2 separate regions of the Homo sapiens genome follow, and region 2 is linked to region 1. A link is an interaction called in ENCODE POLR2A ChIA-PET data of the cell type or tissue named here. Cell type or tissue: OCI-LY7. All regions are shown on one strand. Each heading gives the region's core, and the rest is flanking DNA. Links, peaks and the distances in the headings are about the cores only.

Region 1 (7,804 bases), core at 1,414-6,413:
AGCCTGTTGTGGTGGCAGGCGCCTGTAATCCCATACTCCCAGCTACTTGGGAGGCTGAGGCAGGAGAATTGCTTGAATCCGGGAGGCAGAAGTTGCAGTGAGCCGAGATTGTGCCACTACACTCCAGCCTGGGCAACAAGAGCAAAACTCTGTCTAAAAAAAAAAAAAGTCCAGGTGCAGTGGCTCACTTTGGGAGGCCAAGTTGGGCAGATCACAAGGTCCACAAGGTCAAGAAATCGAGACCATCCTGGTCAACATGGTGAAACCCCATCTCTACTAAAATTACAAAAATTAGCTGGGCATGGTGGTGCACGCCTGTAGTTCCAGCTACCCGGGAGGCTGAATCAGGAGAATCTCTTGAACCTGGGAGGTGGAGGTTGCAGTGAGCTGAGATCGCACCACTGCACTCCAGCCTGGTGACAGAGTGAGATTCCATCTCAAAAAAAAAAAAAAGAAAAAAACAAAAACAAAAACAAAAAGACAAACAACAACAACAAAAATAAAAACCTGTAGATAAAACAGAAACAGCAAAGAATACCTGTGGAATAAGGGCATATCAACCAGCAAAGGCTGCAGGCTTATCGACTGCCCAGCTGGAGCAGAAGCATACATGTATGCTGTTGTACACAGAAGCCAGGTTACAAAGCCTGTCACAGAGCTGGCAATGGTAATGTACCCTGTCAAACTGGAGAAGGAACAAAGAGCCCGAGAGTCCTCAAAGGCATTAGCAACTTTAGTTGATGATGAGGTGCTCATAACCTTTGTTGAGCATTTATGATATGCTGGGCATTAGACCATGCGATTTTTATGCATAATTACATTTATTCCTCAAAACAAGCGTAGGAGGTCAGTACTCTTGATAGCTGTAGTTTACATATCAGGAAACCAAGGTTCAGAGAGTTTTAAGTGACTTGCCCAAGGGCTCCAGCCATAAGTGCTAAAGCTGGGATTGAACTGGAGGAAAATCTGTCTCAGGGCCTTTAACCACTATCTTGCCTCTTGTAGATACAAAGGTGGAAACTGGGACAATCTCGACTAGAAACTTAACAAGGAAGACCGGCTTCAAGATTCTTTTTCTACTTTATCATATACTCTAAATGGGTCCTAGAACTATTTGCATGTGCTTGCTGGCTTAGCTGGTATGCCAGTTTCCTTGACAGGAAATATAGATGATATGGATGATGATGGTAACAATTATTAATTGAATACCTACAATGTGTAGACATTTACATACATTATCTCAATAAATCCTCATGGCAACTCTGTGAAATAGGGCTAATCCGTATTTTGTGGATGAACACATTGAAGCTCAGAGCTTAAGTAATTTGCCCAAAGACACAAAACAAGGAGGGGCACAGTTGAGAGCCAAGCCCTGGCCTGTCCAGCTCTCCAAAGCCCACTATAAAGAAGCACATCTTGACATCCTTTTTGCTCTTCCAAAACACATGATGTGTCATGGCTCACTGAATCTAAGAATTCACTTTGAGCTCTTAGCTGTATCTCGGATGGTAATCTTCAAGGGCTGTGTCTCCCACCTGTACCTGCTTAAAGATGCCTGGAGTTCTCTAAATACTCCAGGTGAGTGACTTTCTCTTCAGCTGAGTGGTTGGAATTCTCTAGATAATGTCTGGCCACTCCCAAGAATGACTGTTTGTCTTATATACAGGTTCGAGCACAACAGCAGGGATCCTACAATAGCAGAGAGCTGCCATTCCGTTCTGGCCATGGACCCCTCCCCAACATGCAGGGCAGAAGGTGGGGATCTGAAAACAGGAAATGACAGGGGCTGGGTGTGGGAGTGGGGGCTTCAATGCTGCAGGAACACAAGCAACAAACATCTCAAGCTGTGCAATGCTAGAAGGCAGCTGGAACCAAAACGTTGACTGGAGGATGATGCAGCTTTGTTGTATTTTAAAATGTTCATCCTTCCATTTTTTTTCCTTTAGTTTTTCTGAGCACGCTGGATGCAAAATAAAAATAAAAATAAAAATAAAAATAAACATGTAGCCCTGAACCATACTCTCCACATTGGTGATCACTTGCAAAACCTCAGAATTGGTGCAGATGGTGCAAAATTCCTTTTTCTCATCTTAGCAATTCATTTTGCCGTTAGGGGATGGGAAAGCAAGGCAAAGACTTTATCTGCAAAGGCTGTGGTGGTGGCAAGGGGTTTGCCAGCTCCCAACTTAGTCAAGTCCCCTCAATTTCACTATGCAATGCTGCAATGCACCATTCAGCATGTCATCATTTCAGTAACATGGCTCAACTTCTTATGAAAAATATTATTTAAAAATTACTTCTTGAGGCCAGGTGTAGTGGCTTATGCCTATATTTCCAGCACTTTGGGAGGCCAAAGCAGGAGGATTACTTGAGGCCAGGAGCTCAAGACCAGCCTAGGCAACGTAATGAGACCCCATCTCTACAAATAATTAAAAGAAATACCCGGGTTTGGTGGTGCATGCCTGTGACCCCAGCTATTCACGAGGCTGAGGTCAGAGGATCACTGGAGCCTGAGCCATTGAGACTGCAGTGAGCCGTAATCTTGCCACTGTACTCCAGCCTGGGTGACAGAGCAAGACTCCGTCTCAAAAAAAAAAAAAAAAAAAAAAAGAAGAAAGAAAGAAAAGAAAAAAGGAAAAAAAAATGCTTCTTGATTTCACTCTGTAATTCAGGCTTAATAAATTTCTATAAGGCTAATGAATTTCAGAATTGGGATATGAACAAAAACAATATCCTGAGAGAAGAGCTGTTTAAAACATTTAGCCTAATTAGATTCATAGATCTAACTCTCCTTCCTCTCTTGTAAGCCTGGATCGCATCATTTGGAGTATTTAAGAATTCAGGAGCATAGGCCAGGCATGGTGGCTCACGCCTGTAATCCCAGCACTTTGGGAGGCTGGGGCAGGTGGATCATTTGAGGGCGGGAGTTTGAGACTAGCCTTGCCAACATTGTGAAACCCTGACTCTACTAAAAATACAAAAATTAGCCAGGGATGGTGGCAGGTGCCTGTAATCCCAGCTACTCAGGAGGCTGAGGCAGGAGAATCGCTTGAACCCGGGAGGCAGAGGTTGCAGTGAGCCAAGATCGTACCACTGCACTCCAGGTTGGATGATAGTGAGACTCCATCTCAAAAAAAAAAAAAAAAAAAAAAAAGAGTTCAGAAACATGAATGCACCATAAACACCACGTCCACATCTAGGACTCCAGAGGTCTCAGGGGTAAAGAAAGTTAGGAGTGTGGTCCAGTCTGTAATCTGACCCCCAGCCACCCTAAAGGGTGCTCTAGATCAGCAGTGCCACTGTGGTTTGCTCTGGGTCTTCCTTCCCCCATCAAAGCTAAGAACAGACTTTTTCTGGGGATCTGAAACTCACCAAGCCCTGACTAGGGCACCATTTAGAAACCAAAAGAAGCCTAAGATGCTGCCCAACAACTAGGCCCTCAATAAATGTCCCTCGGACTATTTATTTATTCTGATTAAGAAAAAAGAAGTGTATACATTTATGGTATGCAACTTGATATTTTGAAATACATATGCTTTGTGGAATGACTAAATCAAGCTAATTACTATATGTTACCTCACATATGTGTGAGGAGAACACTTAAAATCTACCCTCTTAGCAACTTTCAAGTACAATATATAATACATCATTATTAACTATAGTCACCATGTTGTACAATAGAGCTCTTGAATTTAGTCCTGCTGCATAATTGAAATTTTATATCCATTGACCAATATCTCCCCAATCCCCCTCCCCTCCAGCCAGTCCCTCTCTCCAACATACTGATCTCATTTCCTTTGGATCTATACCCAGAAGTGGGATTGCTAGGTCATATGGTACTTCTATTTTTAGTTTTTTGAGACTGAACTTTTTTTTTAAAAGAAACTCCTAAACCTGGAATTAAGGGGCCTGGCACCCTTTTCCTGTATCTGTCCCCTTGCTGGTACCTCCACATAGGCATGCCCTTTCCTCTCTCACTCCCAGGCAAATTCATCTATTTTCAGCAAGGATTCAGGTTAAACCTGCTCCCCCTTGAAGTTTCCTGGTGACTGCCCATACCGCGGCAGAATTAGCTGCTCTGCGACCCCTTGCACGTAGTTCTAGAAGACATGTCAAGCTATGGCAGAGCTCCCTGAGGGCAGGGTTTGCCTTCAAGAACTATTCATCAGTACTTGTCAGTTGTGGGCTGTCATTACTGCCCTTCCTAGGGGCTAAGAATGTCACCAGGGAGGCTTTTGTGTTTCCGGGAGGGCTCCAAATACCGCACCCTGAAACATGACCTCCGAAACATGACCTCTGAACCTCAGAAGGCTTCTGAAGTTTTTCTTTTTTTTTTTTTTAAATGTTTCTTTCTTTCTGGTTTTTTTTTTTTTTTTTTGGAGACAAAGATTCCCTCTTGTTGCCCAGGCTGGAGTACAATGGCGAGATCTCGGCTCACCGCAACCTCCACTTCCCGGGTTCAAGCAATTCTCCTGCCTCAGCCTTCTGACTAGCTGGGATTACAGGTATGTGCCACCATGCCCAGCTAATTTTCTATTTTCAGTAGAGACAGGGTTTCTCCATGTCGGTAAGGTTGGTCTCGAACTCCTGACCTCAGGTGATCCACCTGCCTCGGCCTCCCAAAGTGCTGGGATTACAGGCATGAGCCACCGCGCCGGACCGGTTTCTGAAGTTTTAACAACGTACCACCCTGCTGCTTTGAATTACAAGCTTATTATTGCTAATATTCAATAGTATTGAAAAGTTTTGGGTTTTGAGCCCCATGGAGAATAACTCCACCCTAAAATTTTCTCCTAGCACCACAGACTCTGAAATCTGTCAATCCTTTACTTCCCCCTACCAAAAAAAAATTTTTTTTTAAATGCAGGGGCATAATTTTGATACACTTTCTTTTATTGTCGTGCAATATATAACTTAAATTTTGCCATTTTAACCATTTTAAGTGTACAATGCAGTGGCATTAATTATATTCACAATGTTGTGTAACCATTACCACTATTTTGAAGATTTTTTCATCACCCCTTAGACAGAAACTCTGTACTCATTAAGCTATATGGGTCACGATTTTTGAAACATTCTATGAGGCTAATTAGGAAACAGAATCTAGGTAAATGGATTGCACCCCTGTAGCAAACAGGAGAAAAAAGAGTGGTAGGCAGTACAATAGTTATTGATTATATTAGGGTAGTAGAATAACTACCCTATTCCATTTTCTAAATTTTTGGCAATTAATTTTATTATATCTTCTTTTTGGTCTCATCAGCGTACTAGAAAAACAAAAGGCAGCCAGGCGGGGTGGCTCACGCCTGTAATCCCAGCACTTTGGGAGACCGAGGCAGGTGGATCACCTGAGGTCAGGAGTTCAGGACCAGCCTGGCCAACATGGTGAAAACCTGTCTCTACTAAAAAATACAAAAATTAGCTGGGCGTGGTGGCAGGCACCTTAATCCCAGCTACTCAGGAGGATGAGACAGAATCACTTGAACCCGGGAGGCAGAGGTTGCAGTGAGCCAAGATTGCGCCATTGCACTCCAGCCTGGGAGACAAGAGCAAAACTCCATCTCAAAAAAAAAAAAAAGAAAAAAAGAAAAACAAAAGGCACAAAGCAAAAAAAAAAAATAACAGCAAAATAGCTTAATGTATGCAATTGATATTTTCCTGAAAAGTTGTAGGTAAATTAACACTCATCTGCCACTACTTGGAGTTTAAAAAATAAACTTATTTCACTTGTAAAACTCAAGCACAGAATTACAAATTTGCCTCATGTGCACTGTGCTTACATTCACAATATTGTTCATATCAACTTACTCTTATAAAAATAGAGGTTCTGGTAGGGCATGGTGGCTCATGCTTGTAATCCTTAGCACTTTGGGAGGCCGAGGCAAGCAGATTGCCTGAGGCCAGGAGTTCAAGACCAGCCTGGCTAACATGGTGAAACCTCGTCTCTACTAAAAATACAAAAATTAGCTGGGCATGGTGGCAGACACCTGCAGTCCCAGCTACTCGGGAGGCTGAGGCAGGAGAATCGCTTGAACCCGGGAGGAGGAAGTTGCAGTGAGCTGAGATGGCACAACTGCACTCCTGCCTGGGCAACAGAGTGAGACACTGTCTCCCCACTCTAAAAAAAAATTAGAGGTTCTCCTTACTTTTTATTTCATAAATTAGCAATGTAATCATATTATGACCAACAATTCTTAAAGAAAGTAAAAGATACTTGTTTAGAAAGAAAACTATTATCATCTCCACCCCGACTCAATTGATCTAAGATCCTATTTCTAAACTCACATTTTTTCTTTTCTCTTATTTCTAAAATTTACTTATTATATATTACTTGTACATATTTATGGGGTACATAGTGATGTTTCCGTACATACAATGCATACTGATCAGATCAGGGCAATTAACATATTCATCATCTTGAACATTTGCCATTTCTTTGTGTGGGGAACATTCAGTGCCCATCTTCCAGCTATTTGAAACTGTATATTATTGTTAACTACAGTTATTCTATGGTGCTATAGGACACTAAAACTCATTTTTTAAAAAAACCAAACAACTAGAATATTTTTGCATCTTTGTTACCTTCTGCCTGGGTGGAGAGTAAGTCTCCCATAAGAATATATCCCCAATAGATAATGTCAATCAGTGATTAACAGCTCAGTGATAATCCCTTCCCTGAAAAGTCTGTTTTCAGCTTAACCTTCCATCGGGCTAATTGATGACTTATCTTCCATTAGGAGTGCCTTGCACATCAAAGCATTGTTTGGGAACAGAGCAAAAACAGACTGGAGAGAGGGAGACCTCTTTCACCCTGGGGCTAATTGCTGGAATTGAATATTTCCTAATGGAGATAGGGGCTTTTAGTTTAATAAACAAGCCATTTGTTTGGGAACTGAAATGGCAATCCAATTTCTGGACTGTTGACGGATTTAAATGCACATATCCCCTTGTGCACCCATACAAAGCAACATTGCCTTTGTCCTTCAGACCTCTCAAATCCACTCATGGCTGGCTGGCATTCTCTGCTTTTCCTAACCTCCCACCTTACTGCACATGGGTCCTCTCAAGGTACCTGCAATCATGGAGCTGCACTGGGACAATGTAAGCATCAAGCTAAGCACCCATCACCACCCTCTTCTCATCATACTCCTTTGTGCACACCCACAAGGGAGTCCTCTCTTCCCTCTACCTAAAAGGGAAGGTTGTAGCCTTACACATCCCCCCCAGCAACAATGATAAGACCAGCTTGAGGTGGTTAAGAGTATGGCCCTTCCCCTCTAGGCCAGCACTCATTTCACATATTTAGACGCTGCTCTTCTGAGGTTAAAATATTAATAGAATCTTCTTTCTGCCAGCTACCTCTGGACCCAACTCTCTGATTTCTTGTCTCCTGCATAGTCAGCTCTCCCAGGCTATAGTCACAAGTTCTCATTGTGTGGGAGTTGAAGCTGTGACCATCCTGGGTGGTCCCACTTGAGTCTCCATCTCAGAAAAGGCTAACCTGATGGGCCCAAGGTTTTCCTCTCCAAAAATACAAAATCATGTTCGCTAAAGAAGCCAACTCTTACCAATGCAAAATTATGCAGATGTAGCCACTTACTAATTTCTAAAACAACACAGCCTCTTAATGAGTAAGGATATCTGTATTTATATTATGCAAAGTCAGAGTAGTGAATTTGGCTCTAACAGAAAGAATATGAAAAAGAAAATAGGAGCACTACATTAGACAGGATAAAGTGCGTATATATATATAAAACAGCCTAGACTGCCTTGCTTTATTGGTCAGACGCTTCTTTTCTTACAA
Region 2 (7,804 bases), core at 921-5,920, 190 kb after region 1:
TTTGCAGCTGAGGATAGGGAGCAAGGTGAAGGGTGAGAAGTACACAATCTCAAGTTCATCCCCACAGTCCAGGTAAGGAGAGGAGAGGACAGAGGAAAGGTAGGGAAGGTAGAGAAGGTGAAAGACCTGCTCTTGCCACCAGGAAGCCAGGACCCCACTCCTACCTTCCTATGCTCTGAACCAACTATCCCACACAGGGAGGGAAGTTTTTGCCCAGCCCTGTTTCTATGAAAGAAACGACAGTTGTCTGATCAGAGAGAGAGAGAGAGAAAGCAAAGAAAATCCAGAGGCTGTAGAAAGGTTTCCCAAACACCAAATATTTTCCCCAAATTTCTTAAACTTCTCACGTATGTTTCAACCTGAGGACCTAACCACCAAGACAAATGGGCTCATCCCTACAAGGGACCAGGTCCTGATGTTAGTACTCTTCTTTGCTGGGTACCTTTCAAGAGAGGCCCAAGCAGTGAGTGTTGGGACTAATGGGAAGGAGAAGAGCCAGGCCAATTTTGTAAGAGGAGAAACAGTGAGCCAAGAGATAGTTCCTGAAGAAGAGAGGCAGGGAAGGCTTGGAATGTGGACCTCCTCAGTGGCCTGCAACCAGCGCTGCTACTTCTTCTGATGCCTTTACAAATCAACACAGTACCTCTTCCTTAAGCCCCTGTTAATGAAACCCCCTAAGCTGACCAGGATTAAAACATTCATCTACAGTCGGGGCAGAGAGCACTTACCTCCATCCGTACTGGAGAAACCCTGTAGGAACAAAAACAAGGCAGAGCGTTACTCTACATGTGGGGGTACAATCCCATCTTTTCCCATCTTTAAAGACTTAACCCATCTTTCTCCCATGCCCCAGCCCAGAATTTGACTGTGCTGGGGAAACGCAACGATCTCTTTTCTTCTGGACAATTTATTTAGAATTCCAAAATTATAATTCCCAATTTATACTAAATTTCTCCCAATAGAGATTTATTTCAATGATCTAGCAAATATCCTTGGTCATGCTGGAGAATGATATCAGAAAATCCCATCCTAAATTGATTTCATTAGATTGCTTTTCTGTCACTCATAGGTACAGCAGAAACAGTTATAAAATGGAGGGAGGTCCTGAGATGTTTGTTCAGAGCCTACTGGTTTTACGGACTCTACTCTTTGATACACGGCACCACCTGTTTTTTTGTTTGTTTGTCTTTGTTTTTTGTTTTTGTTTTTTTGAGACGCAGTCTTGCTGTGTCGCCCAGGCTGGAGTGCAGTGGCGTAATCTCAGCTCACTGCAAGCTCCGCCTCCCAGGTTTATGCCATTCTTCTGCCTCAGCCTCCTCAGTAGCTGGGATTACAGGCGCCTGCCACCGCACCTGGCTAATTTTTTTGTATTTTTTAGTACAGACAGGGTTTCACCACGTTAGCCAGGATGGTCTCGATCTCCTGACCTCGTGATCCACCCGCCCCGGCCTCCCAAAGTGCTGGGATTACAGGCACCATCTGTTTCTATATACAGTAAAATGTCATGTATTTACACTCTTTGTATTTGGAATTCTTGTCCACTTCATAAGGTGTTGCTTCTGGCCTTTTTATAATGAAAGACTCAAAAAGCAAACTATAATTAAAGCCACAAAGAGCATGTTTATTCTGCTTCATCAGAATTGGTTTTAGAATTCTAGAGTCCAATAAGAGAAGGCTTTTCAGGCACAAGGCATATCAGGGATCCGGAGAGCAGGCAGATGGGGTAATCTAATGACTCTTCCCTATGCCTTGCAGCAGGCCAGATGGTCCCACACCCAAAGATATGTCATGCTTAGCTTCAGGATGGCCCCTGGTCCTCACACATCTGCCCCTCATTTCATAGAGTTCGTGGCTCAGATTTCTCATCAATGCCCACTGGCCTGTTTCCCAGTTAGCACCATTTTGCTAGGCCCTACTTCCCCATGGAAATAACTTTGAGAAATCGTTTTGGTTTTCTTCACCTTCTGAAAGTCCTTGAAGGATTTTTCTGTTTCCTTCAGTTTCTCTAGGATGATTTGCTCTTTGGCAGATATCTGGGACTCTTCACTTTCTAGCGTTTGTATTTCTTGCTCCAGCCTGGAAAACACACAAACAAAGGACAAGTTACTTTATTGTCCTGCCATCCACGGGCAAGAGAGCAGCTCCTTCCTGTTGGGCGATTTGTACCTTCCTGGCAGCCTTTGTTTTACATTACGCTGAGGAGCCAGGCCAAGGTTTTACATTACACAGCATCTTGTGTTTCCAGCTCTGCCACTGGGCAGACATTGGTCAAGGGAAATCAACACAGCACTGCCTCCACTGGTTCACAGCCACCACTATGCAATATGTTTCGATGTTTCCCTGCCAACACCATGCATGTGCACCTTTCTTATTTGGAGGGAGATTATATTTACATAGCATAGGACATAACATCAGAAGGAAAATAGCTTCATATTCTCCTGACCGGCTCAGAGTAAGTGCTCTCTCAGGTTGGTCAAAAAGTAAAGGGCCATTCTTGCTCAAAGGAAGTATGTTGCCAAGAAATAGCTGGTGGCCAGTACCCTTGGGAGCCTGGTGTCCTCTCCCTCTGTGGTCTGGATTCTACTGCCAAAAAGAAGGGAAATGAAGAAGACAGATGCAACTGCCCCTGCCTTTTGGAACTTTCCTCAATTTTCACAGCCATCCTATGTATTTTATAAAAGGGAAATTTCAGCACTGCCAGGAGACTCTGGAAATATTCCAGAATAGCAGCTGCAGCTATGATTTGGGGAAAGTCTCAACAGCCATATTCTTTCAGTGAAATGATAATAATTACCACCAGTATTTACTGAGCACTTATTCTGTGCCAGGAACTGAGCTAAGAATTCATGTGGATTATTTTATCCAAACTTCCCAATGACCCTGTGAGTAGGGAATCCCCATTTTACCGATGAGATCAGTAGGGCTTGGCAAGGTGAAGTAACCTAGTAAAGCAGGCTTTAGTGCCACAGAGCCTTGAAGCAAGGATTCAAGCCAGGTGCTCTGACTCTAGACCCTGTTCCTAACCATTGAGCAACTCTTACCACATGGGATCTAAAGTGTTCTCCACATCCCCCACCTTGTTAAACATTACATATATTGGCAGAGTAGGATGGCACTGATATGCAGCAATGTCTTCAGGAAGAATGAAGGGATAAATGTTCTCTTGCTAAAACTCTAGATTGCTGTGCCTCTTGAATTATTTGATCTGAATTTATTCATTGGTTCATTCATTCAATCACTCATTCATTCATTTTTTCTTTTGGTCTCTTTCCCCTCTGTTGTGCTGGAAGCTTTGCTGCTGAGTCTGTGTCTGCCTATATAAGTCCCCTCCCTTGCCTTCCTCCTTTTCCATCTTTTTTTTTTTTTTTTTTTTTTTTTTTTTTTTTTTTGAGATAGAGTCTCACTCTGTCACCCAGGCTGGAGTGTAGTGGTACGATCATAGCTCACTGCAGCCTCTACCTCTTGGGCTCAAGCAATCCTCCCACCTCAGCTTCCCAAGGAGCTGGGACTAAAGGCACACACCACCATGCCCAGCTAATTTTTAATTTTTTTTTGTAGAGGTGAGGTCTTACTATGTTGCCTGCGTGGGTCTTGAACTCCTGGGCTTAAGCAATCCTCCTGCCTCAGGCTCCCAAAGTGCTGAGACTACAGGCGTGAGCCACCGTGCCTGGCCCTCTTTTTCCATCTTTTAATCTGCTCTCGGGAACTGGCCATTAGACTTAGACCTAAAATAAGGAGTTCAGAGTGGGGTTTTCTGAAAGGTAAGGAACACCAAGATCCAGGCATGAATTTATTTAGCGACATACTGTGCCCCTCAGATGGCCTTTCTGTTTCCTTCCTGGGTGTCAGAAAAGTGACCTCTGGAGGGATAATCTTTGCAGCAATTACTTTGGGTTATGAAGGCAAGCCCTATATCCAAATTAACCTCCTCCAAATGAACACAGCTCTGAAATATTTGTCATTTCACTCAGGGTAAAAGTAGAAGTCCTACAGCTTATAAGTCCCCATGGTATCTAGCCTCCCAGTACCTATCAGCTCCACTCTAACAACATGCCTATTTCACTTCATGCATTAGTCAAATAGAGCCACTCTTATTTGCCCACATGTACCCCATGTCTTTTCCTCCTCTAGGAAACTCAACTCAAACTCCCAACCATTCTTGAAGTCTCAGCTCAGATGCCACCTGTCATGAGGTGTTCACAGATTTCACTGCCAGGAAATAACATCGCTTCCCTCTGAACATTTCTTAGCACATTATTTTGTTTTATCAGAAGTCTTATCAAGTCTACCATATATTAGAGCAGTGGCTCTCAACTGAGGTGATCTTGTCCCTCAGGGGATATTCAGCAATGTCTAGAGATATTTTGGTTGTCCAAAGCTCAAGGGGGTGGGACTGGTGTTACTGGCACATAGTGGGTAGAGGCCAGGGATGCTGGTAAACATCCCACAGTGCACCGGATGGCACCCTACAGCAAAGAATTTTCTGGCCCCAAATAGTAACATACATTATTAATTTCCCCTACTAGATTATAAATTCCTCAGACAGAGGGCACAAATGCTCAATACACCTACATTGAATGAATTTAAAAAGCTGAGCTAAGTTGCGCAAAGGTGTGGCCCAGCCAAGATAAGACTTTCAGAATTTTGGAGACAAGAGTGAATTCTTCAGCAAGCTTTAACTTGAGAGGCTGTGTGTGGGCGAGACGCAAAGAGAATTTATGGAGAGGGGGCTGGCCAATCTAGAGATACGAACATAAAGATGTAAAACTTCTTTGCTGGTCCAGATGTTCAGCAAAATCTTCTACACACATCTGTGTAAATTATTTTGGGGGGAGTAAGTAAAGAGACATGAGTGTGAAATAGGAACAACACACGAGACAGTCACATTATCCAGAAACTGAATTAATTCAATGAGTAGAGGAGCTCTGGACTAGAGGTTCCCTGTGTAGACTGGATGATACTACCAACCAGGTGGGCTCTGAGCAGGTTTTATTTATTTATTTATTTATTTATTTGAGGTGTGATTACAGGCATGAGCCACCACACCTGGCCTGAGCAGATTTGATTTAAATCTCAAAGTACAGAGTACTTTAGCAGATATTTAGGGTGTGCAGTAGATTATATTATTCTTGGGCCGGTTGCGATGACTCATGCCTGTAATCTCAGCACTTTGGGAGGCCGAGGCAGGCGTATACCTGAGGTTAGGAGTTTGGGACTGGCCTGATCAACATGGTGAAAGCCCGTCTCTACTAAAAATACAAAAATTAGCTGGGCATGGTGGTGCACACCTGTAATCCCAACTACTCTAGAGGCTGAGGCAGGAGAACCGCTTGAACCCAGGAGACAGAGGCTGCAAGGCTGCAGCGAGCCCAGATTGCACCACTGCACTTCAGCCTGGGCAACAGAGTGTGACTCCATCTCAAAAAAAAAAAAAAAAGATTACATTATTCTCAAAAATATTCCCTTCCTTCCTCCCTTACTTCCATGGGAAGAGTACATGCTTCCCCAAGCCACTGATGTCAATCTTGACCATGTGATTTGCTCTAGGCTTATGGTAGATGGGTTACACTTCCCAGTCCCTTGGCACTGGCCGCAGCCATGTGACCTGCTTTAGCCAATAGGATGTGAGCAGATAAGACACAAGCAGAGGCTTGAAAAGTGCTTGCCCAGTTGAGCTTGTCCTCTTGCACCCCTTCCAATGCCAAGACAATAACTTATCTGGGCAGCTGCTGCCCCTTCAGCCTGGACCACAGAAAGAACACACATGGAATAGACCTGAGGCAAACCCATAGATAGGCACAGTGTGCCCTGGCCCTATGGGTTTCAGGGCTCTCAGCTATATAGTTCAGAAGCACCTGAAATTAGAGCCACTCAGCTAAGCCCAGCCTAGATCAGCAAATACCCAGCCTACTCACAGAAGTGTGGGCAAGAATAAATGACTTTGGGTTTAAGCCACTGAATTTGAGGGCGTGTTAGTTAGCATTATTGTGGTAATAATGAACTGGTACAGGTCAAATAGAAGTGTGTATACATTTTACATATATACACACACACACACACACACACACACACACATATGTATACACACATATATATATATACATCCTACTAATATATATCCCAATAATGTATATGCCAGTTATATAATATATATACACATATATTTATATGTGTGTTAATGTATTTATATATATCCCAATAATACCCAAAGCTAAACGATTAGAAAGAACATAAGGCACCCTCTCCTCCCTTCCCTAATCCTGAATCCTCTGAGAAATCTGGAGGGAAACAGGGCACACCTTCATGAGAATTAAGACTGAAAAAACAGAAAAATGTCAGTGATAGTTGTCTCTGAGTAATGGAATTAAAGGTGATTTCATTTTTAAAAAACAATTTTCAATATTTTCCCAGTTTAAAAAATTAGTTTGTAACTTATCTAACCAGAATGAAAACAACAAATTCCCTTTTCAAAATACCTCCTGAGGCTTTCTGCTGAGAAGGCAGCATCTCCCAGGCTGTGGCATGAAAGAGGGGCCAGGGCCTCAGCTTCCCATGTGTCTAGTGAAGGGGAAATGGGAGCACCCCAACATCTATTTAAATTCAAAATCAACATTTATGGAGCTTGTTTGGTTGGACTCCGAGCTAGGCACTACAGGGGATTCTAAAACAAACAAGATCGTGATAAAAATGGCTGACTAAAACCGAAAATGGCTGTCTCTCAGTAACTCACTTCTTCCAGTGAAGCAACCTTAAGTGGTTAAGAATTCTCTGCGACCTGATGCCCACTGGCTGGCCTGTCTCCACGGGGTGCCCTGGCCCTATGGGTTTCAAGGCTCTGCGCTATATGGTTCAGGTGCTAAAGATTTGGGTCATGATACTGTGTAACTGAGAAGGAACGAAGAGAGAGGGAGAGAAAAAAAAGGAACGAAATGAAACCTTTGTGATAACAACAACTGAGTTTCAACCCAAATGCAATGAATGAAGGAAATGGAGAGTTTATGTCAGATCCAATAGCAGATTTTTCTATAAGTTCACATGTGGCCTTGGGCCAGGCTCTGAGGGTGTGGTCAGTCCAGGCTGCTCTCTTTCTCAGGAAAACCTGAGTCCTGGGGCAAAGCAGCTTCGCAAGGAACAGAGTGTCATGGGGTTAACAACAGTCATCCCAGCCAGGCTGCAGACGCCACTGTTTTGTAGTTTCATGACTGAAATCTAATGCAGTCTTCTCTGGAAGAGCCAAGTAGATGTTGCTGTGCTAAAAATAAAGAATGGGCAGGAAGTGTAATTTACACGCAAGGTTAATTGAGGATCCGTAGGCTGTGGCAGGTGCACATAACAGCCTCTAACCTGCTTGCTCAGTTCCTTCTGAGCAAAAAGCAAACTGTAATAAGCCATAAGGAAAGGTGACACACTGCAGCTGTGTAGGTTTAATTTACTGGAGATGAGGTTGCAATCATGGCCAAATGGTCTTATAAAATGTACCTAACCCCAATAGATCATCCTCACAAGAAAACAGAAAGGAACTCTCGCTCTGGGAAGTGCATCGATCATGCTCTTATTTCAAAGTTTATTTAGACATTCATCCATCTAACTTCATGCAAACACCTTCTCTGTATCAGGCACTATGCTGAGCACTGGGGATGGAGAAATAAATCAGACACAGTGTCTGCTCATGAGACTTCTTGGTCAAGTAATGCAAACAGCCATGTGAACACATAAATTACAATACAAACCAAAAATAGCAATAATAGAGGAAAGAACAACATGCTGTAGAATAGTTGGTTCTGCCTGGGAGTGTGTGGTGGGG

What was found. ChIA-PET counts read pairs that join two places held together with the same protein. Peaks named below come from ENCODE experiments on the same cell type or tissue, not always from the same donor. Only the 100,000 strongest peaks of a DNase experiment are listed, where the experiment ranks them.
Region 2: POLR2A ChIA-PET joins it to region 1 with 7 read pairs; 3 of 35 experiments call an interaction of 5 or more read pairs at or near these places.

What each region holds. Positions count from the first base shown.
Region 1 is chr9:110,105,893-110,113,696 of GRCh38, reverse strand. All of the region lies in intron 7 of PALM2AKAP2 (PALM2 and AKAP2 fusion), which reads right to left. Among named protein-coding and RNA genes, the nearest start is that of C9orf152, 98 kb to the left of the region's middle. RefSeq lists an enhancer at 7,074-7,681. In OCI-LY7, for the core only: no CTCF peak of the experiment used is centred there; a DNase peak (open chromatin) is centred at 3,346; H3K4me3 peaks cover 2,844 bases; H3K27ac peaks cover 3,730 bases.
Region 2 is chr9:109,918,007-109,925,810 of GRCh38, reverse strand. PALM2AKAP2 (PALM2 and AKAP2 fusion) reads right to left here. Exons shown (of 11, transcript NM_007203.5): 4 at 1,962-2,076; 5 at 729-750. Among named protein-coding and RNA genes, the nearest start is that of PALM2AKAP2, 140 kb to the right of the region's middle. RefSeq lists enhancers at 6,653-6,722, 6,833-7,002, 7,243-7,292. In OCI-LY7, for the core only: CTCF peaks have their summits at 2,137 and 2,339; DNase peaks (open chromatin) are centred at 5,620 and 5,850; H3K4me3 peaks cover 210 bases; H3K27ac peaks cover 2,174 bases.